Linked DNA regions of Homo sapiens: region 1 is linked to region 2. A link is a loop called in an ENCODE intact Hi-C map of the cell type or tissue named here. Cell type or tissue: heart right ventricle. All regions are shown on one strand. Links, peaks and the distances in the headings refer to the core of each region. The heading gives the core; the rest is flanking DNA.

What was found. Peaks named below come from ENCODE experiments on the same cell type or tissue, not always from the same donor. Only the 100,000 strongest peaks of a DNase experiment are listed, where the experiment ranks them.
Region 1: it touches region 2 in a loop (2.0-fold over the local background); 13 of 110 quality-filtered maps call a loop at or near these places.

What each region holds. Positions count from the first base shown.
Region 1 is chr1:180,539,366-180,550,169 of GRCh38, forward strand. No RefSeq gene overlaps it. Among named protein-coding and RNA genes, the nearest start is that of OVAAL, 14 kb to the right of the region's middle. In heart right ventricle, for the core only: no CTCF peak of the experiment used is centred there; no DNase peak of the experiment used is centred there; H3K27ac peaks cover 7,800 bases.
Region 2 is chr1:180,608,639-180,619,442 of GRCh38, forward strand. No RefSeq gene overlaps it. Among named protein-coding and RNA genes, the nearest start is that of XPR1, 18 kb to the right of the region's middle. RefSeq lists a cis regulatory region at 1,774-2,260. In heart right ventricle, for the core only: no CTCF peak of the experiment used is centred there; no DNase peak of the experiment used is centred there; H3K27ac peaks cover 4,153 bases.

The sequences.
Region 1 (10,804 bases), core at 967-8,966, 70 kb before region 2:
CAAACACCTCACTATAATTAACTGTTTTATCAGCTGCTTTGAAAACCTATCATCGAGAATTTCCAAATGAAAAAGACTTGGGTTTCCCAGCTGAGACTGTTTGGAACCTGGTCGCTGGGGTTTTCCACAAACTAAGCTATCATTAAATATTTCTACCACTGAAGGGGGTCATTAGGTGTGCAAGCCCATTCGATTTAAATTCCTACTTATTTTGGTTGTGGATCTCGATATAGATTTGTGTCCCTAAGGCAGAAAAGAAGATGTTGGCATTTATGGATCTTAAAAATGTATTTTTTTTTCTAAAGATCTTAATGGATAAAGTAACTAGGGCTACAACAAGAGCTGGAAGCTTACACCCAAATATTTTGCCTGAACAATGGCTCCTTGTTTTATTTCTCAGTTAAGAAAAATGCCCAGGGACTGGCCAGGATAAGCAGTTCTTCCCTCATACTCATCCACCTGGCCAAGCAGCAATGTTCAGCTCTGTGGACACTGACAGCAAGAGGAGGTAGGTTGGGAAAGGGCCTGCAGGGCAGGCCTATGGGGAAGACACTGGGCTCAGAGAGCAGCGCCTTTAAAGTACATATACAGCCTGGCCAACATGGTGAGACCCTATCTCTACTAAAAATACAAAAATTAGTCAGGCCTGGTGGCATGCGCCTGTAATCCCAGCTACTCGGGAGGCTGAGGCAGGAGAATCGCTTGAACCTGGGAGGCGGAGGTTGCAGTGAGCCAAGATCGCACCACTGCACTCCAGCCTGGGTAACAGAGTGAGACTCTGTCGAAAGAAACAACAGAACGAACGAACGAAAGAAAGAAAGAAAGAAAGAAAGAAAGAAAGAAAGAAAGAAAGAAAGAAAGAAAGAAAGGAAGGAGGAAAGAAGGAAAGAAGGAAAGAAAAGAAGTAGGCCTGCTAACAGTGTCAGGTCCTCTGGTCTTCAGCAGGGGACAGATGGAAAAGAATTTTAATGGGTCTATGCTGACTGGTGCCATCCCAATTTTATGCCTTATCTTCCTGACATATTTTGCCAGCTTGTTCACAGATATACCCTTTGGTTATATATATATACCTGGGATTCTGATTTAAGCAGGTACCGAACCTTGGACTGTATCAACTCTACTTCGGTTTCATGGACTAGATTCTAGGGTCCAGCCCAGGCTTTCCCAGCACCAATCTTGGCCTGCCCCTGACTTTATCTTGACAGTGTCCCAGTAGTTAAGTTCCCCTGTGAGCCCCTCACTCTGACTCACCTGGAGCTCAGAGGTTTCCCTGTGCTTAGGCCCATCTCCCGTGGTGCCTCTACCTAGAGTCCTTCAGCTGCAGTTTTGGCTTCACTGTCTACTCCTTATTTTTTTGAGGTCTGACCTCAGAGTATCTTAAGAATGCAATATTTAACAAAACATATCCCTCCAAGCTTTGCAATATCCCCTGTGATCCCATTTCATGGGTAAGAAACCAAAATTATTATAGTCGATGAATAATAACCCCACTGATTCACAGGAACATTAAGAAAACCTTGCCAGGCTAAGCAATTCCAGGCAGCCTTCAGCCGCCACCACCGGTGATGAATCACAGAGGCTGCTGCCAGAGATGGGACATTTTGGGACTCTGCACATACAACTTAAGACACAGGATGGGAGTGGAGGTGAGAAAGAGAAGACATAAGATCCGTCCAGGGCAAAGGATTCAAAGGTCACCAGGACTACACTCACCTCCTGAGACCTGGTGACAGCAAAAACATTTCCTCGACGTGACTTCTATTTGGAAGTTGAGGAGACAGTTCAGCCACCTTGTAGAGTATTTTGCATCAGCTAATGCTCCCTGGCCTGACACACTCACAAACTCTGACCCATTTAGATAACCTCCCCTCAACCAAAAAAGAACGCACTTTCACCAGCCCCTGAAAATCTCCCAATGAATTTATCTTTTTAAAATGAGATAATTACACACGAAGCACTTAGAACAATGCCTGGCGCATATTCAGCACTGACTACGTGCTAGCTATAGTTGTTATTTTTGTCTGTGGTCTGAAGACAGATGCAGTGCCACTTGTCTCTTCAGACGCCAGTATCTCAATGCCCCTCTTCACCCGTGCCACACCCAGCCTACCAGGTCTCATTTCATCGAAAAACAAACAACAATAACAGCAACCCTCCCGCCCCCAAGCATTCTAATCAAATACTGCCTCTATATGCTATTCAGATTGCTTTTTTAAAAATGAAAATATACCTCAAAATGAAACAAATCAGGGATGCTTAATGATAGCCAAAATGTAATGTGGGGACCTTGTTTGGGTCCTGAGTCAAACAAAGCAACTATAAGAAGACATTTTAGAGACAATCGGGGAACCTTAATTACAGACTGGGTAGCCATAATACCAAAGCACTGTGGTTACTTTTGTTAGGTGTGATAATGGCATTGTGGTTATTTACTTATTTTGTTTTCAAAAAAAATATTTTGAGAGATTCAGAGGTGAAATAATATAAGGTCTGGAATTTGCTTGAAAGGAGCTCAGCAAATAAAAAATAAACAAAAAAGGGAGGATAGATCAAATAATGTAGCAAAAACTTCATAATTATGGATATGGGGGGTGGGCATATGGCAGTGTCTCCTGTTTTTTTCTCTACTTTACTGAATTAGCTCTCATGCCAAAAACAAAAAAACAAAAAAGGTTGCTGACCAAAAGTTTTTGGCAGTAGAAACTCAAGATTGGTAGGCCATGGGCAACGGATTGAATACTGATAGCAAGGGAGGCCATGAGGGGCGATTGAAACCTGGACCAGAGGTGAACATTACCGGGGCTGGAGGTGGTGAGAGTTTCTGGTGAAAGTGAATTCTGTATCCTGGAGTCTGGGGGAAAGAGAGGGCTGTAAAGTGAGACAGGCCAGTGCTCTGTCAAGAACTGGGGGAAGAGGAGAGAGATCCAACCGAGACACAGGCTGCAGGATTCCACCTCTGCTCGCTGGGTGCCATCCAGGCCATGTTACACCCCCGTTGCTTCTTGGAATGTGCTATCCTGTCTCCAGCAGAGCAGGGCTAGTCTTTGGCTAGTCTTTCCTCTGGAAACAGAGAAAACGTGTAGAGAGAAAAAAATAGAAATTACTGTTTTCTCTGGAGTTCACATGCCCTAAAATGACAAGATTCTCTTAACAGTGCTTTTTAGGAATAGGCATGGTGTGATTGTGGGAGGCTTGGGAAGGGCTGTCTCTGCTCCCAAAATATTTCCCCTCCCTCTTTCTTTACCTAAAATTCTACCCAAACGGGTGAGGTCTTTCTTTTCCACATCTAGAGCTCAGTTTACAGTGTTAAAATTCTTGGCTATGACTGCAGCTTATTCACCCTAATGCAGAAAGGACTAAGATCACGTTCTTCCTTCCCTTGCTGGCAAAAACTAGAGACAGCAGAGGGCCCTGGGAATAGGGAGGATGAAAACAAACTTAAATTATCTACAACGTGGCTGAGCACTGTTTCTCTGAATCTACTGGACAAATAGAAGTGGATGAAGAGTATGCAGCCATGTCTATTCTCAGACGGCACTCTGAAGAAGACTAAAGTACCTACATTCCCTTAATGACTCAGGCATCAGAGACATCTCCTCTCTCCCAGGCCCCACTCAGAAAAAATGTCAGATGCTGAACATATCCATAGCAACCAAGAACACTCCTCGGTGCCACCTTGGCCTCAGTTCCTGAATTTCTGAAATGGATTGAGAGAGAGAGGGAGAGGAGGAGGGGGAGAGGGAGAAGAAGAGGGGAGGAGGGAGGAGGGAGAAAAAGGGGGAGAGAAGAAGAGGGGAGGGGGAGGAGGGGGAGAGGGAGAGGGAGAGGAAGAATCATACTTCTATATTTATCTTTTCCCTCCCTACTCTGGGATTTTATAAAAATTAATAAAATAGTGACTGCACCTGGCCCCCTGGAAGAAGACCCCTTTCTGTGCCGTGGGAATGATGCCATTTTCTTCCCATATTCTCCTCAGATGTCTTTTCCATTAATCACCTGATTTTGAGAAGCATAAAGGAATTTGGTGTCCTTTCTATTTTAGTCCATCATATTATTTTGTAACTCAACCATATTTGTAAAGAAAAGCTAGGTTGTATTCCCACTAACAGTTCAACAGAGCAATGTTCCAAGTGGGTTGTAGTAAAATAATGTTAATCTTTTTCTTGGAGCAGGAAGAAATACAGCAACCCTTTGTCAGTCTTCCACTTGCTGCAAGAAATGGGAATCTTGCAGAAACACTGGACTTGCATAGGCAATGAGAAAGCATTGAAAGAATAGTTCACCAAGAAATGGTAGTTCCTCTTTTACTTTTTTTTTTTTTTGAGACGGAGTTGTGCTCTTTTTGCCCAGGCTGGAATGCAATGGTGTGATCTCGGCTCACCGCAACCTCTGCCTCCCGGGTTCAACCGATTCTCCAGCCTCAGCCTCCCGAGTAGCTGGGATTACAGTCATGCACCACCACACCTGCCTAATTTTGTATTTTTAGTAGAGACGGGGTTTCTCCATGTTGGTCAGGCTGGTCTCAAACTCCTGACCTCAGGTAATCCGCCCGCCTCGGCCTCCCAAAGTGCTGGGATTACAGGCATGAGCCACCGCCCCTGGCCGGCAGTTCCCCTTTTATTTTAATGACACGCTCCCTCTTTTCTTTAGGAATATATCCCTCCTCACCCCCTCAGGCCCTGGTGAGGTTGTCAATCACAGTACCCCATCCCTCTTCTGGCTCCAGTGGGAAATATGCTGACCCAGATTGGCCAATCTGAGTACACCATCATTCTGACCATTGTCATTAGTTCAGGGCAGGCAAATGACCCAAGCCAGTCAATCAGGGCTGTCAAAAGCTGGCACTGCACAATCCAACAGAACTTGTTTACTCTGCAGCAACGTCCTTGCCAGCTCAGGTCCCTGCTGTGATGGACTCCTGGCCTGACTCTGAGGTTTGTTCACACTCTCAGTGCCCAGCCAGGGCAGCTACATGCCGAGGGGCTTCCTGCCTATGCCACACGTTCACCAGAGCACTGCCAAGGTTCCAGGGAAATGGAGCCGACTGGGTTTGTCAGAGCCAGGTCTCAGACAATACTTTTGGATCTGCTGTGGTAGGGATGAACCAGTCCCTCTGAGGAAAGAATATTCCTGTGACGTGTAAGAAATACATATTTGGGCTGGGCACAGTGGCTCATGCCTGTAATCCCAGCACTTTGAGTGGCAGAGGCGGGAGGATTGCTTGAACCCAGGAGTTCATGACTGGACTGGGCAACATAGCAAAAACTGTCTCTACAAAAAGTACAAAAATTAGCTGGGCATGGTGGTACACTCCTGTAGTCCCAGCTACTTGGGAGGCTGAGGTGAGAGGATTGATTGAACCCTGGAGGTCAAGGTTGTAGTGGGCCATGGTTGTGCCACTGCACTCCAGCCTGGTGACAAAGCAAGACCCTGTCTAAACAAACAACAACAACAACAACAAAACAAAAAACAAAACAAAACAAAAAAACAGAGAGAGAAATACATATTTGGTCTCTGCCCTCTGGGGCCCCATGAGTAGACACTGGAAACTTTTAGTCCCATCCTTTGTCCTTCAGGGAGGGGAGAGGAGCTAGAGATTGAGTTAGTAATGCCTACCTAATGAAGCCTCCATACAAATCCCTAAAGTATGGGGTTTGGAGAGCTTTGGTGTTCGTGAGCGAGACTGCACCCACATACTGAGAGGGTGGCAGAACTCGTTCATGGAGACAGAAGATTCCTATGCTCAAGACCCTTCCAGACCTTGCCCTATGTGTCTCTTCATGTGGTTGTTTGTTTGTATTCTTTAATATGTCCTAATAAACTGGTAATCTAGTAAGGAAACTGTTCTCCTGAGTTCTGCAAGCTGCAATAGCAAACGGTCAAACCTGTGGAGAGGGTCCTGGGAACCTCTGATCTGGAGCCAAGTCAGGCAAAGTTGTGGGTAAACTGGGGACTCACCACTTGCAGTTGACATCTAGGGTAGGGGGCAGTCTCATGAAATCATGCCCTTAGCTTGTGAGATCAGATGCTAACTTCAGGTAGATAGTGTCAGAATTGAGTTGACTTGTGGAACACCTGGTTGGTGTCTTCTGAGAAGTGAGGAATAGGTGTTGGGAAAAAAATCCCACACATCTGGCGTCAGAAGTGCTCTGTAGTGAGCATGAGTATAGGGAAAAACAGTTTATTTTTTCTATATAACCCCCAAAGAGAGACTCACCAGGACAGAAGGAAGATTTGGAGCTGGTTACCCGGGCTTTGTGCTGAGATCCAAAGATTTTTCAGCTGGGCCGCAGTGGCTCACGCCTGTAATCCCAGTGATTTGGGAGACCAAAGCAGGAGGATTGTTTGGCTGCAGGAGTTTGAGACCAGCCTGGGCAACATAGTGAGACCCCCATCTCTACAAAAAATTTTAAAACTTAGCCAGGTATGGTAGTGTGTGCTTATAGTGTCAGCTGCTTGGGAGGCTGAGATGGGAGGATTGCTTGAGCCTGGGAGGTTGAGGCTGCAGTGAACCATGATCATACCACTGCACTCCAGCCTGGGTGACAGAGCAAGACCCTGTCTCAAACCAAACAAACAAACAAAAAATAAATAAATAAAGATATTTGAGCTAAAAGTATCATTGATTGGCTTTGGCAGATCATAAAAAGACCTATATTACCCCTTCCCCCAAGGTAACAGATGCTTGTGCGCAGCCACAGCTGACTAACCAGGCAGGGACTATACAAGAGAGAAAAAAGATGCTGCAGAATGACCTTAGTCACCTCTAGACATATGATAGATAGGCTGTCATAACTTTTAAGCACCTTTCTCAAGGCCCACAGTGTTATACCACACTGTTTCCATCTGAATGCTTCAGAGAACAGGTTTCAAGCAAGACAACCTGGTACCCAGAAGTGGAGGCAGGGCACTCTTAACCAGCATGCACCTGGCATGAGAAATACTCTAGGATTTTCTATACAGCAGATTAAGAAATATGGGGATCCCAGTTGGGTTAAGAATTAAGTGCCTTTCCAATTGACTTAGTGCTGGTGAGGGGTGACAGTGGGGAAAGGTGTTGTCTTATTTTCACTGAAGCACATGGTCTACTTCACTGAAGTAAGGCCAATTTGCATTTTTTCCAGTTATATATGGAGTCTTGTATTGGACTTAGCTGGCACTGTATTTCTACTTTATTCTTTTTTTTTTTTGAGACAGAGTCTTGCTCTGTTGCCCAGGCTGCAGTGCAGTGGCGTGATCTCTGCTTACTGCAATGTCCGCCTCCTAGGTTCAAGCGATTCTCTTGCCTCAGCCTCCCAGGTAGCTGGGATTACAGGCACCCGCCACCATGCCCAGCTAATTTTTTTTTTCTTTTTCTGAAACGGAGTCTTGCTCTGTTTCCAGGCTGGAGTGCAGTGGTGCGATCTCGGCTCACTACAGCCACCATCTGCCATCTGCCAGGTTCAAGCGATTCTTCTGCCTCAGCCTCCTGAGCAGCTGGGACCACAGGTGTGCACCACCACGCCCAGCTAATTCTTGTAACTTTAGTACAGACAGGATTTCACCATGTTGGCCAGGGTGGTCTTGAACTCCTGACCTCAAGTGATCCACCTGCCTCGGCCTCCCAAAGTGCTGGGATGACAGGCATGAACCACCGGGCCTGGCCATCTACTTAATTCTTAAAAGTGGTCTTTAGAAATTGACTCCTAAGGCAGCTGTCCTGCCTGCCCCTCAACCCAGTTCTGCATCTGTGCCATTGCTTCTGTGCACCCTCTCTGCTTCCCCAACCTTCTTTAAATAGGTCATGCTATCTCCCACCAGAGGGCAATGGAATGAGTGTGTTAAGAATAGAATTCTGCAGATAAAGCCCACTCTGATTTTTTCACTGTTACCTGCTGTGTGTTTGGAGCCTGCTTGCCCATTGACCTGAGGCCTCACACCACTAGGCCTTTCCAGTGACTGCCTCACTGAGACCCTTTTGGATTTTCAATCCTGTAATGCTAATGAAAGCTTTATCCAATTGATGGCATCCCACTAATAACAATGTTGGCATGCATGGCCCTTTCATCTCCTCTTGGCTAGTGATAAAATAGTCTGCGATTCCAGCTGGAAACGATTTTGACTCAAGGGGTTTCTTGGCCAGAGGTAAATTGTTTCTTTATATCTATACTGGTGGCCATCTGAATTGTATAAGTTTAAACGTTTTTCTGTCAAAGAAAATATCTCAGATATAAAGTGTGACTTTTGGCTAAGGTATTCTAGGAGACAGAGAATGGTATCCAGGTTGGATTACTTAATATAAAAATAGAATCATATTCTCTTACTTGCATTTTTCTTCAAGCCATTTTGTTGACACACAGTACCAAAAGCATTTCAGAGGTCAGTAGCAGGCATCTGAATACCCTCAAATGAAGCAACAACAAACAATCAACTAGTAAATACTATTTTTAAGGGATTTTTTTTTGAGGTGGAGTCTTGCTCTGTCACCCAGCCTGGAGTGCAGTTGTGTGATCTCGGCTCACTGCAACCTCCGCCTCCCGGGTTCAAGCGATTCTCCTGCCTCAGCCTCCCGAGTAGCTGGGATTACAGACGTGTGCCACCATGCCTGGGGAATTTTTGTATTTTTAGTAGAAAAGGGGTTTCACCACGTTGGCCAGGCTGGTGTCAAACTCCTGACCTTAGGTGATCCACCCGCCTCAGCCTCCCAAAGTGCTGGGATTACAGGCATGAACCACTGCGCCCGGCCTAAGGGATTTTAAGGCAGCAAAAAACCCAGTTTCAGGCTCTGCCTTCTTAAACACAGCCATATAAGACAGATTAGGATAAAAAAATATAGACCCATATTCATTTAAGATATGCAGATAGAAATTGCCAAGTATTAGTGCCATGCACAGGGTTTAAGGTGACCAATTGCCTCAGTTTTCCCAGTACTGTCTGGGTTTTAGCACTGTAAGTCCCACATCCCAGGAAACACCTTGGTCCCAGGCAAACTGGAACATTTGGTCACCCAAGAGCAGGCCAAGTCACAGAACTCAGGCCATGGCCAAAATGAATAGACTGTTCAGGTATTTTTATGGTTGATGTATATTATTTGTCTCAATTTATTTGTGTCTTAGTAAAAGAAGGGTTAAAATCTGAACCTCACGCTCAGAATTGTTGTAAGAAACTGCCTCAATTAGTCACTAGGCAATTTGCAAATGTGAGATGGTATGAAATTATAAATAATAGCTTGGAGTGATTTTAATGTAGCTAGTAGACCTAACCTGGCTGATGCCAAGGGTCTCGCTGTGTAACTATTAGAGCTTTGCCTATGAAGAAAATCTAGTCCATTGTGAGCAATTTCACATTTCTTTCGTTCCTGCTAATGCTAGGCCACCTCTCAGGACAATCCAGGGCAACCTTGGCTCCAATTTTGTCTAACCCGGCTGGATGCAGCCAAATTATGGGCTTCTTTTTAGGTGGAGCATATTTTTGTGGGCTGTGGGAGACCTGTAATTCTTTTTTTTTTTTCCCCTCGTGCAAACCATTTATAGCTTTGGGTGATGTAAAATCCACAGGGTGCCTACAACAGTGTCACGCAACCAAAGGGCTTCCCACATGATCCATCTGGGACACAGTGGAGCCAGGGCCTCACCCAAGTCTCTGTCCATCCACTTTCAACTCCTCCTGCCCTCCTCCCCCAATCTCCCAAGTGGGGCAGCAGCCCACAGAGCCTTTTACTTCTTTCACCCGCTTGTGGTTCAGCGGCTTCAATTATCAGCCAGGTTTTCTTTTCATCGACAGAGCTATTGTTTGATGCTGTGCATTCATCCATCCATAAGCACCTCAAATCTGTCTGACTTGCTAGTTTCAGAACCATGGCAACAGCACAGCTTTGTGCAGGAGTCCTAGATTAGGAAGCAAAACCTCATTTTTAGGTCCAGCTCTGTCATAGCCTTGCTGAGATGTCTCAGGCAAATTGCCCCACCTCTCAGGACTTCCGTGTCCTCATTTATTAAATGAGAGGTTTGGATTAAATTAATTCTAAAGCACCTATAGCCTCTAAAATTCTATGATTCAATATAAGAGTGCTAACTGGCAGGGAAAATAGGAAAGAGAGGGAAGAGATTAAGAGATACAAAGCCCAGTAAGGTGGAAGCCAGGGCTAGCGCAAGATGCTCAGTCAAAGGGCTGGCCAACCACTTACTGTTTAGAACAGAAATATGTGCTACTGGATTCTAAGGAGTTTGTTGGGCTATGGTGTGATTTTACTCTTTTCCCATCATCATCCAAAACTTTTAGTCAAAGGGCTACCCAACCAGCCTTCCCTTGGGGCTAATATGGAGCAAAGCTTACCGTGAAGTAAACAAAGATAACAGTAAAAAATTGGTTCTGGCCGGGCGTGGTGGCTCACCCCTTTAATCCCAGCACTTTGGGAGGCCGAGGTGGGTGGATCACAAGGTCAGGAGATGGAAACCATCCTGGCCAATATGGTGAAACCCTGTCTCTACTAAAATACAAAAAAAAAAAAAAAAAAAAAAAATTTAACTGGGCACGTTGGTGCGCTCCTGTAGTCCCTGCTACTCTGGAGGCTGAGGCAAGGGAATCGCTTGAACCTGGGAGGCGGAGATTGCAGTGAGCCAAGATCATGCCACTTCACTCCAGGCTGGCGACAGAGCGAGACCCTGTCTCAAAAAAAAAAAAAAAAAAAATTGGTTCTAAGGAAACAACCCAGAAACCTATTAAATTGAAATCTATTTACAAATAGCTTGTTTTCTCAGAACATAAAAAAAAAAAACTGCAATTCGATACATCTCAACAGGAGACCCTGCGTTTAGCAAACAGT
Region 2 (10,804 bases), core at 1,392-9,391:
GTTGCAGTGAGCCAAGATCTTATCACTGCACTCCAGCCTGGCGACAGAGCAAGACTCTGTCTCAAAAAAAAAAAAAAAAATTAGCCTGGCGTGGTGGCGCACACCTGTAAATCCAGCTACGCGGGAGGCTGAGGCGGGAGAATCGCTTGAACCTGGGAGGTGGGGGTTGCAGTGAGCCAAGGTCGCGCCACTGCACTCCAGCCTAGGTGGCAGAGTGAGACTCCATCTCAAAAAAAAAAAAAAAAATTTTTACTAATTGCCCTCCAATAAGGTTATACCAGCAGGAATGAGAATGTCAATTTTCCCACAGCTTGGCCAGTTCTGGAAATTATTAAGCTTTTTTTTGTTTGTTTTTAAGAGACAGGGTCTTGCTTTATTTTCCAGGCTGGAGTGCAGTGGCACAATAATAGCTCAGACTCCTGCACTCAAGCAATCCTCCTGCCTCAGCCTCCTGAATAGCTGGGACTACACTTATTAAGCTTTTTAAGTTTTAACTTTTGTCTATCTCATAGGTAAGAATGGCATCTTGTTGTTATGATTTTCATTTCTCTAAATTACAACTGAAGTTAAGTATCTTTTTATTTTTTTGAGACAGAGTCTCACTCTTGTGGCCCAGGGTGGAGTGCAGTGGCACGATCTTGGCTCACTGCAACCTCCGCCTCCCAGGTTCGAGATTCTCCTGCCTCAGCCTCCCCCGAGTAGCTGGGATACAAATGCGTGCCACCATGCCTAGCTAATTTTTTGTATTTTTAGAAGAGACGAGGTTTCACTGTGTTAGCCAGGATGGTCTCAATCTCCTGGCCTCATGATCCGCCTGCCTCGGCCTCCCAAAGTGCTGGAATTACAGGTGTGAGCCACCGTGCCCGGCCTGAGGTTAAGAATCTTTTAATATATTTATTGACTACTTATATTTCTCCTACTGTGAAATACCTATTTACATCTGAGGCACACTTTTCTACTGATTTGTAGACTCTATGTATAGTTACTAGCTTTTTGTTATGTATTTTGATACCAGTTTCTCTTAGTTTGGTTCTTACCTTTTAACTTTTTCCCTCAGAAAGAGTTCATCACAGTGAGCCATGAACTTTGTCCTCATAATCACTCAAGTTCTCAGGCTGATGGAGCAACTGCTATTTTGATAATTTCTGGTTACCTTTCTGGAGGGAAGAGACTTCTGGAAGGTCTCTCATTGGCCACTGAAAGCTCAACCTAGAAATGACACAGATTACTTCTGCTGACAGCTCATGGGTTAGAACTGGTCACATGGCCCCACCCAACCACACGGGGATCAGGAAGTATAATCTTAGCTTGAGCCCAGAAGGTGAAAAGCTGGAAATGTTCTGTGAGCAGCTTGAGACAGATGGAAACAAGAGAAGAAACAGTGGAGTGGTAACGGAAGTGTTGACACGACTCCAGATATTAGGCAAGAAGGCTGTGATCAAGTAACAGAGAATTAATTTCAGTTGTGTTAGAAAGATGTAGCTTCAGGATGGTATTTCATATGAAGTAACTCTGGAACAGGAATCCAAGAAGGGCCACATTTTCTGAAATGTTTCTGAAGCTGATAGGGTTCTTAACATTTAAAGAGTGAGCATTCAAAGAGTGTTTTTGCTCATCAGCCATTGATTTAATCCTGATGTGAGGAGTTTATATAGATCATCCAAATATTAAGCCACCAAGCCAGACGGTATTTTGAATGCATTTGGGGAATGGCAGAACTGTCTGTTCTTGACTAAGTGCCTACCCAACCCCCATCCTCTGTAAGCGCTCTTAGTATGTGTGTGTGCACTTCGGGGAGAGAAAAATCAATACCTTCTTGGATAGGTGGAAATTGAGCTATGTCAAGGCATACACGCATTGTCTGATAGCATCTTTCTGCCAGGAATCTAATATATTGATCAAATTTCCCTAGCAGGACAGCCATGCAATATACAATAGCAAGACAGGCTAATGGTAGGAATGTTGGCTATGCATTCCTTTTGAAATAGTTCCTTCACCCAAGAAAACAAAGCTTGAGATCTCCATGCAAGGCACTGCCCCTCCTGATGAGTGCCTTAATCTCTTTGCAACGTCTGGCAGAGGTCACAAACAACACGCTCTCCTATCTGTTTCTGTGGTTCACCTGCTCCTCACTGAGGGTGAGAAATGATCTTCTCAGTTGGAACACTCCTGTCAAACACAGTGTTCTGCCCCTTTCTCTTGTTTGTGTCCACATCTTCCTCCATGGTTCTTTATTTTAACTTTTTTAGACAGTCTCACTGTGCCACCCAGGCTGGAGTGCAGTGGCATGATCATGGCTCACTGCAGCCTCGACCTCCCAGGCTCAAGCAATCCTCCCACCTCAGCCTCCTGTGTAGCTGGGACTACAGGTGGTCCCACCATGCCCAGCTAATTAAAAAAAAAATTATTTGTAGAGACAGGGTTTCACCATGTTGCCATGGTGGATGTACCCATCTGGTTTCCAACTCCTGAGCTCAAGTAATCTGCCTGCGTTGGCCTCCCAAAGTGCTGGGATTTCAGGCATGAGCCATCACCCCCAGCCCCTCCCCTCTTCTTTGAACCAAAGCAACATTTCCTTTCTTCCCCAGCAACAGCAGCAAATATGTGGGTGGCTATTTGGCTGCAGCTCTATGTAGCTATAGAGGCTGTACCTTTGCATTGTGCCCGTGCTGTTTTGACTGTTGTTAATAACTTTTGTTTCTTGTTGTTGTTAAAATGATGAGAAGAGGAAAAGAGCTCTCTGCCTTGGGCCTTTCAAATATGCTCATGCTCATTCCTATCTTAGAATGATGACACAGAAGCACAAGGGGCATTGGCTGACACTCTGTTCATCGATGATAGGCCTGCCTTCAGCTGCTAAAGAGGAAGTGACATGGAGAAGCAGAGAGGAGGATGTGCCTGTATTTTTAAATAAACTGCCTTGTGATGCAGAAGGCCTGTGAAACATTTGAGATATTGAACCCTAGATACATGGAAAATTACTCACATGATTTTGTATTTTTTTCCCCCTAATGACTCCAGTAATCCAAAGGAAGATTATTCCGGTTAAATGACTCATGTAAAACACGTTTTTCAACTGTATCTTGGGCAAAGACGAATCTATTCAGAGATAACAATTTATTATTTAACGTTTTGACAGGTCTACAGAAGTACAAGTCAATTGAGTCCAAATAAAGAACTGTGCTATTTTTAACGACTTCTAGATGTTCTCGGCAGAAGCAAGGCCAGGTTTTGTTAGAGGAAAGAACAGGTTTATGGTTTTTTCCTTCAGGTTTTCACATAAGATTTGATAATCAAAATAATATTTTAAAGGCAAAGTCAAGAAGTAACCTTGGTAATGTTTATGAAAATATGATGAAAGGTTTAGCAAGAAAAAAAAATGAGTAATGTGAAAACTAACTATACCCTGGAACTAGAAATAGATGCATCTGTTAAAAGAGAAAAAATTGTAATATTTTTACTACCTCATTTCTATTATTGCATAGATTGTTGGAGGATTATGTACTTTATAATATGCTTTTCCTTTCCCTAAACAAAGCCATCCCATCCTTTATAGATGAAAAATACCATCCTATTTGAACTTTATCATTCAAATGTACAACAAATCTAATATAGGATTTTAATATTTTTACAATGTTTTCAAACATTTTAGAACTGTTATTTTACTTGATAAACATGCATTATTATCAGGTAGGTAGGCATGATTATTATTCCTGTTTTATTAAGGAGGCAATGAAGACCAAGGTCACATAGCAAAGTAATAATAAAATTGTAACACAGTTCTTTAGACCAAAAACTAATCATATTTTTAGGCGTAAACTTATCTTTATTTTCTTTCTTTTCCCGGCACTGAGTTAAGAGTACATAGAAGTCTTTGAAAAGTTTTGTTTGATGTATAATTTTTAAAATCTTTCTTCTGAAAGAGTGATAAATGAGGGTTTTGTTCCCTTTGGGGTGAAAATTGATATTATATTGCACTTTGAATGCCCAAAGGGAGTGAATTGGCCCAATTTTGCCTTATACCACTTTCCAATACCTTCACTTGGAGTGACTTACACTGTGGTTAATTGCAGTTACAATGAAGAGATTAACATGGGAATGTCATAATAATTGAATCTAAAGAAGACATAATTTCAAAATAAGAGCTTGAGTAATAATACCATTGTGTAACAATCTGATTTCCATCCCTCTTATTTTTCCTATATTATGCAGTTTAGTTCTTTACTATCATGTGTTTCATGTTTGTTCGGTTTTACCAACACATCATTAGTAAATTGAATGTAGGGCTTCTCATTTCTTTTGTAATCCTACATCTAAAAGATTTTAGTCTTTAGAATCCTCTTGAAATGTTCTCCATTTAAAATGGAGAAATAGTTCATGCTCTCTCATCTAAGTAGGAGCTAAAATCTAAAAAATAAATAAATAAAATAGTCCATCCTCTATTATTATTATTGAATACTGAATTTGTTAATTATTATTTATTTTTTGAGATGGGGTTTCACTATTGTCGTCCAGGCTGGAGTGCAGTGGCGTGATCTTGGCTCACTGTAACCTCTGCCTCCTGGGTTCAAGTGATTCTCTAGCTTCGACCTCCCAAGTAGCTGGGATTACAGGCACACGCCACCATGCCTGGCTAATTTTGTATGTTTAGTAGAGACAGGGTTTCACCATGTTGGGCAGGCTGGTCTCGAACTCCTGACCTCAGGTGATCCACCCACCTTGGCCTCCCAAAGTGCTGGTATTACAGATTATAGGGTTTTTTTTTTTTTTTTTTTGAGACAGAGTCTTGCTCTGTCACTCAGACTGGAGGAGTTCAGTGGCGTGGTCTCAGCTCACTGCAACCTCCGCCTCCAGGGTTCAAGATATTCTCCTGCCTCAGCCTCCTGAGTAGCTGGGATTACAGGCACCCACCACCACACCCCGCTAATTTTTTTGTATTTTTAGTAGAGATGGAATTTCACTATGTTGGCCAGACTGATTTTGAACTCCTGACCTCAGGTGATCTGCCTGCCTCGGCCTCCCAAAGTGCTGGGATTACAGGCATGAGACACTGCGTCCAGCCTGAATACTGTGTATTTATTGCCTGCCCTTCATGTTGATTTTATTATGTTCTGAAATTTTCCATGCCCATTCATTCATTTCTTCGTTTATACATCTATACATCTAGTACAGCCAACATGTATTGTACTCCCATAATACCACGTTATGTTGTAACTACTTGTTTCTCCTTCTAGATTTGAACTGTATGGAACAGAGACTGTATGTCTATAATCTTTTCATCTGAGGAAGTGCTTAGTAGATCATAGGTGCACAATGAATGTATTTTGATAAATGGCATCTAGTAGAATGCCACGTACCTGGCAGGTAATGATTAAATGCTCTCTACTGGCGAAGACAACACTGCTTTCTTTTACTTTCTGTTTTCATCATTTTTCTCATAAATGAAAAGTTTGAAATATTTGAAAAAATAAAACTCTACCTTTTGACTGGAGTTTAAAATTTCATTACCATGCAAGATCCTATTTAGATAAAACAAACAACCTATTTGGGAGGTGGGTGAATATTGAATGCCCCTGAAGCATTAAATATTTTATCAATATGCATGATTTTTCAGTAGATTGATATATGCATAATGGCAAGAAACCTTAGGTGGGAATCAATATGTACTATATTTTAAATCCTAGTAGAATAAACAGAAAATGATGAAAAAAGCAGTGAATAATTATTTCTATGTTCATTTAAAATTCTGCCTCTGGTTAAACTGAGCAGCCTTTTCAAAATCATTGGAACTGTAATAACATGCCATTAAATGCTTCTGCTTGTTCAGTTTTTCATTTGCAAAGGTAATCCATGCTTTAAAACCTGGAAACCTTTGAAATATGCATCAGGCAGGAGGCTGGTGTGGAGATTGCCTTAAGGTCAGGGCTTTCAGCTCCTTGGTTGCTGAGTCTGAGGTTTTCGCCAAAGGCCACGAAATAGCCCTTCATTAACGGGTTCTTGGCGGCAAATATAATTAACAGCTAGCCATAGATCAGAATGTTGTAAAGGGATAAATGTCTCCTGTGGTGTGAAAATAGGACCAAAGACGCTGATCCTATGACAAGAGTCCTATACACTCATCACCCTATAGTTGGTGGGGATTTGATTTAACGAAATGGTTTGGGATAAAGCACCTTTGTAATGGTGGTGGTTTCTGACACATAGCACAATCATTTGTGGTTCTGGCCTGTATAGAGCGCAGCTGCTTGACTCCACATGTTGGCAATTGCTGTTTTACCAAAGCCTTTCCCAAGGACTCTCATGGCAGGCCAGTTAGATGCATGTTTGCACAGGTGGTAAATCGGCTGTTTTCCCTGGAAGTTATCATCTTCTCTTTCCAGTTTTTCCGTAGAGGGTCACTCAAGGGTGACAAGAAGTTTACTGCTCCTTGAAGGCTCAGTCTGCTGTCGCCAGGGCTGCCAAAACACAGCCTCAAAGAGACAATGATTTGAACCTGGTTTGCTGACTGCTGTCTCTAGACTCCCTGGCACCACTCAGTTGGGGGAAGAAAAAAAATATACCTGGTAGCATTCAAGTCTAGAATTGTAATGAAGTTAGGGTGTCCAGATGTATCTTTTTAAAGGGATTAACCCAGTGTTCCCGGAAGCCTTTTGAGGATAATAAATTTACTTTCTCCAAAGGAGATAGGAATAGGAAATCTTTTATTGTGCTCATAGAGATTAGATTTTTTTGATAATCAGACCCTTACTAAGTAGGGAGGAGGTAGCTGTTTGTGTTACATAAACACACCCAAGTAGACCTTTATTTTCACCTTGGTCATTAGTGCATGAGTCTCTTATGCCAAGGTCCCATGAGCATACCAATTACACTTTGCTGAAGTCTGCTGTAACACGGTTAGATGGTGTGTTTAAAAGAAAAATTTAGAACCATCTTGGGCTGGGAAGGAGGGATTTTGAAATGCTAATATTTGCCTTTGCAAGATTATATACTGCTGATAACCCCTTCCTTCTATCATGGAACTCCCTCCTCTTTTGGCTCGACCATTTGCCAAAAGCTCTTTTCACACCCTTGACACTAGTCAAACTGGATTCCTTGCCATTTCTGGAACACAATATCAAATAAATATTTATCAAGTCCATGTTATGTGCCAGGTATGATGTTATGTGTTCTATATACACAGACGTTCTTCAAGGTGATTAGTTATTACTTGTTATTTCATTCAATCAAAAAATGCTTAATGAGCACCTACTATCTGTCAGGTATGTGCTAAGAAGGGAGGGTGTGGCTATAAATAGAGCAGATATGTTTCCTGTCCTCATGAAACTGACAATGTGGCAGAGGAGATAGATATTTAATAATATTATAATATGGAGGATGGGAAGATATGAGACAGAGCAAGGAGATCTGACGCTGAGGAAGGGATGTTTATACTGAGTCATGAAGGAATTATAGGAATCGGCCGAATATAAAGGGTGGTAGTGAATGCTGGGACTGAGGGAGGAGTCTAGAGGCATGCAGGCAAGATCAGAGAACAGAACAGGACTGCACCACCAGCACTCTTGGTTCAAATCCTGGCTTGTCATTACTTTCCTTGTACTTTGGGCAAATCACTTAACTTCTGTGCCTCCGTTTCCTTATCGTTAAATGGTGATAGCAATAGTACTAATCTCATTGTTGCCCTGATAAATGAGTTGCTATATGCCCAGTTCACAGTAAGCATTATGTGAATGTTATTATTTTAATGAGGAAGTGACAGTATTTTGAGTTACCCTCTAGCCTAGAGTGTAGCATGTTGGAAGAACAGAGCAGAGTAAGAGGTGAGGTTAGAAAAGCTGATAGAGCTTGGATTATGAGGGACCCAGCCTGGAGAGAAGTCTTGAAAATATGTGAAGGATTTTCTTGATCGGTACGGCAGTAGGAAATCACTGAAACAGTTTAAGCAGAACAATGACACAATGAGGCTTGTATGGGCCAAGCTGGTGGTCATGGAGAGAAGCAAAAATGTGTGGCTTGGCAAGCTATCTGATAGATAGACTTAACATTTGCTTATGGATTGAAAGTGTGAATGAGGAAGAGGGAAGAATAAAGAATGACGATCTGGACTAGAAAAGTGCTTTTTTGTCCAAATAACAGGGAGGAATCCACGAGAGCTGTGGGTACACGCGGGTTGATAGGTTTAGTGGTGACAGTTGAGGGATATTTTTTCTAAGGTTTTATATTTGTTCAGTGCTAGGAATGCCCTGCTGGGGATGAGCTGAGAAATGGGGGTGGTGGAGGTTTGAGGAACCACAATTTAGAACACATCGTAGTGAATAGGAGAGGGCATTTACTAGGGAAACCAAGGCAGGGTGAAGGACTCCGGTGAGGTTGGTGATATTTACTTTTTAGTGACACCAGATTGCCTAGGTGTGAGGTTTTCTCAGCAGCTTTCAGCAGATCTTAGATGCAGAGGAGATGAGCAGCTCAGAGCTCGAGGATCAGGATAATCAGATGATAATATTACTGACATTATCCAACATATATTGAAGCCTTAACTAGGTGCCAGGTACTGTTTTAAGAGCTTTACAGACATTATCTCATTTAATTAGATGCAGGCTGGTCTTAAAGTTGCATGAAATGTACTAGTTAGTGGCACATTGGCCAAATTCAAGTCGACAAATAAAAACTTAGCTCTTTGGCATGTTTATTTTTATAGTTTTATATGTAAGCTGTGTTTCTGTGACTTCGCAAATCTATGGGGGAAAATTAGGGTCAAAATGACTCTGTCCTATTCACTCTGAAAAACTCTCCTGAAATTCTGTGTTAGTTCCCCAGGACCGCTGGAGCAAAGCACCACAAACCCAGTGGCTTAAACCAACAGGAAGTGATTGTCTCACAGTTCTGGAGGCTAGTCTGAAATCAAGGTGTCAGCAGGGCCATATTCCCTCTGAAACCTGTAGAGGAGGCCCCGTCCTTGCCTCTTCCTAGCATCTGGTAGTGGTTGCCAATCCTTGGCACACCTTGGCTTGCAGCTTCATCACTCCAGTCTCTGCCTCTGTAGTCACGTGGCATTGTCTGTGCATCTCTGTCTTCACATGGCATTTTAATCTTCTTATAAGGACACCAGTAATATCGGACTGGGGCCCACCCTAATGGCCTCATCCTAACTTGATTACATCTGCAATGACCTTATTTCCAAATAAGGTCACATTCTGAGGTACTGGCAGTTAGGCCTCTAATATATCTTTCCAGGGCACACAATTCAACCCATAATAAATTCCTTCCAATTAGTTCTGAAAGTGCCCAGGACCGCTCCTGGGTGGTCACAAGCTGGTATTCTTTGTTTCCGCATGCACTTCCCCTTTCCTGTTTTGGTTTCTTACAGCACTGTCTCCCTTCCTGCTGCCAAGGTCAATATACTGCTGCAAATGCTTCCCAAGCTGCAAAGAAGCATCAGAGGGACAATGCTCACCAAAAGTACCAGGGGCTTCTTGATGCTATTGCAGCCTGGTCTCCAGTCCTGTGCCCTCTCTGATCCAAGCTATAGGTTGTTCTGCTGTGTCAATTCTGAGTTCTCACTTGCTCCACATTGCAACCTGCCCGCCTTCCCATTAGTCCCCAGTCATTTTGTCGATTGCAAAGTAGTGCTCTACATTATGCTTTGTTTTTGTCCACTCCTCTGATTGTCCCTAAGCTCCACTGGACTAGGGGACAATCAGAATGACAGATGCTGTCTGGGACTTAATTATCCCTCCTGCTGATACTGACCTTGAACCAAACTTGTGAGCCTCACTTCTCTTTTCCCCCGGTATGATGGCTATTATGGGGCCTCTTGGTACAAATAAACTTCTGCTATACCTGGACATGTCCTGAAATATTAACAAGCATCCTAGGGTAAATGCAACTTAGTTTCTCAAGCCAAGACTATAGCTTCCCATGATATATTTAAATTAATTATACCACAAAATATTTAACCACAGCATGAGGCTTATCATCAATAACTGTTGGATTGGGCTATCAACTGGGACTGCTGCTGAAGATATAAAATATCATCTTCTGCCCAAGTAGAAAGGGCTTTCTCTATGCCCCTCACATTTAACGTCTACTCTCCTTCTTTTTCCAGGCCTGCTGAATAAACTGAGATGTTTGATTTCAGTCCACAGCCCCTTCTAGTCAATGATAGCCTCTCATTGCGTGTAACATAACCATGCCCAGTAATATTCAGCTGTAGCACATCTTGCTTTCTTTTTCTTGTGAGAGCTCCTATCATTAAAGTAATTATAAATGTTTGTACCTAATCCTCACTATGATAATTTATACTTTCATCACAATAAGAAAAGGTTTGACTGTCATTATATCTGGGTATCTTTGATCCTAACCTACCTCTAGGTGTGATACCTTTCTTCCCACCCAAAATATCAGCCTAAGGTTAGTTAGCCAATTAATTAACCAACAAATATTTATTAGGTGTTTCTTATGTGTTCTGCATTAGCAGAAAACAGACACAGGGAATTACTTTTTTGGTAATTATTATTTTAAGCTCTTCAAACCCTTGGCTAAATCATCCATTCTAGAAACACTGAGTATCTACCTACTCTGCATCTAGGGGATAGAACAGAAGACAACAGAAGCAAAACAAACAAAATCTCTACCTACTAAGAATCCGTTATCCGGGTGGAGGACCCAGACCTTAACAATCTTAGAAATAATATATATCCACAAACTGTAATAAGAAGGGTAAAAGAAATGTACAGGGTCCTATGTACGATAGGGAGAACCTGAGTTAGAATGGGCATGAATAGTCAGTAATAGCTAAGTTGAAGTT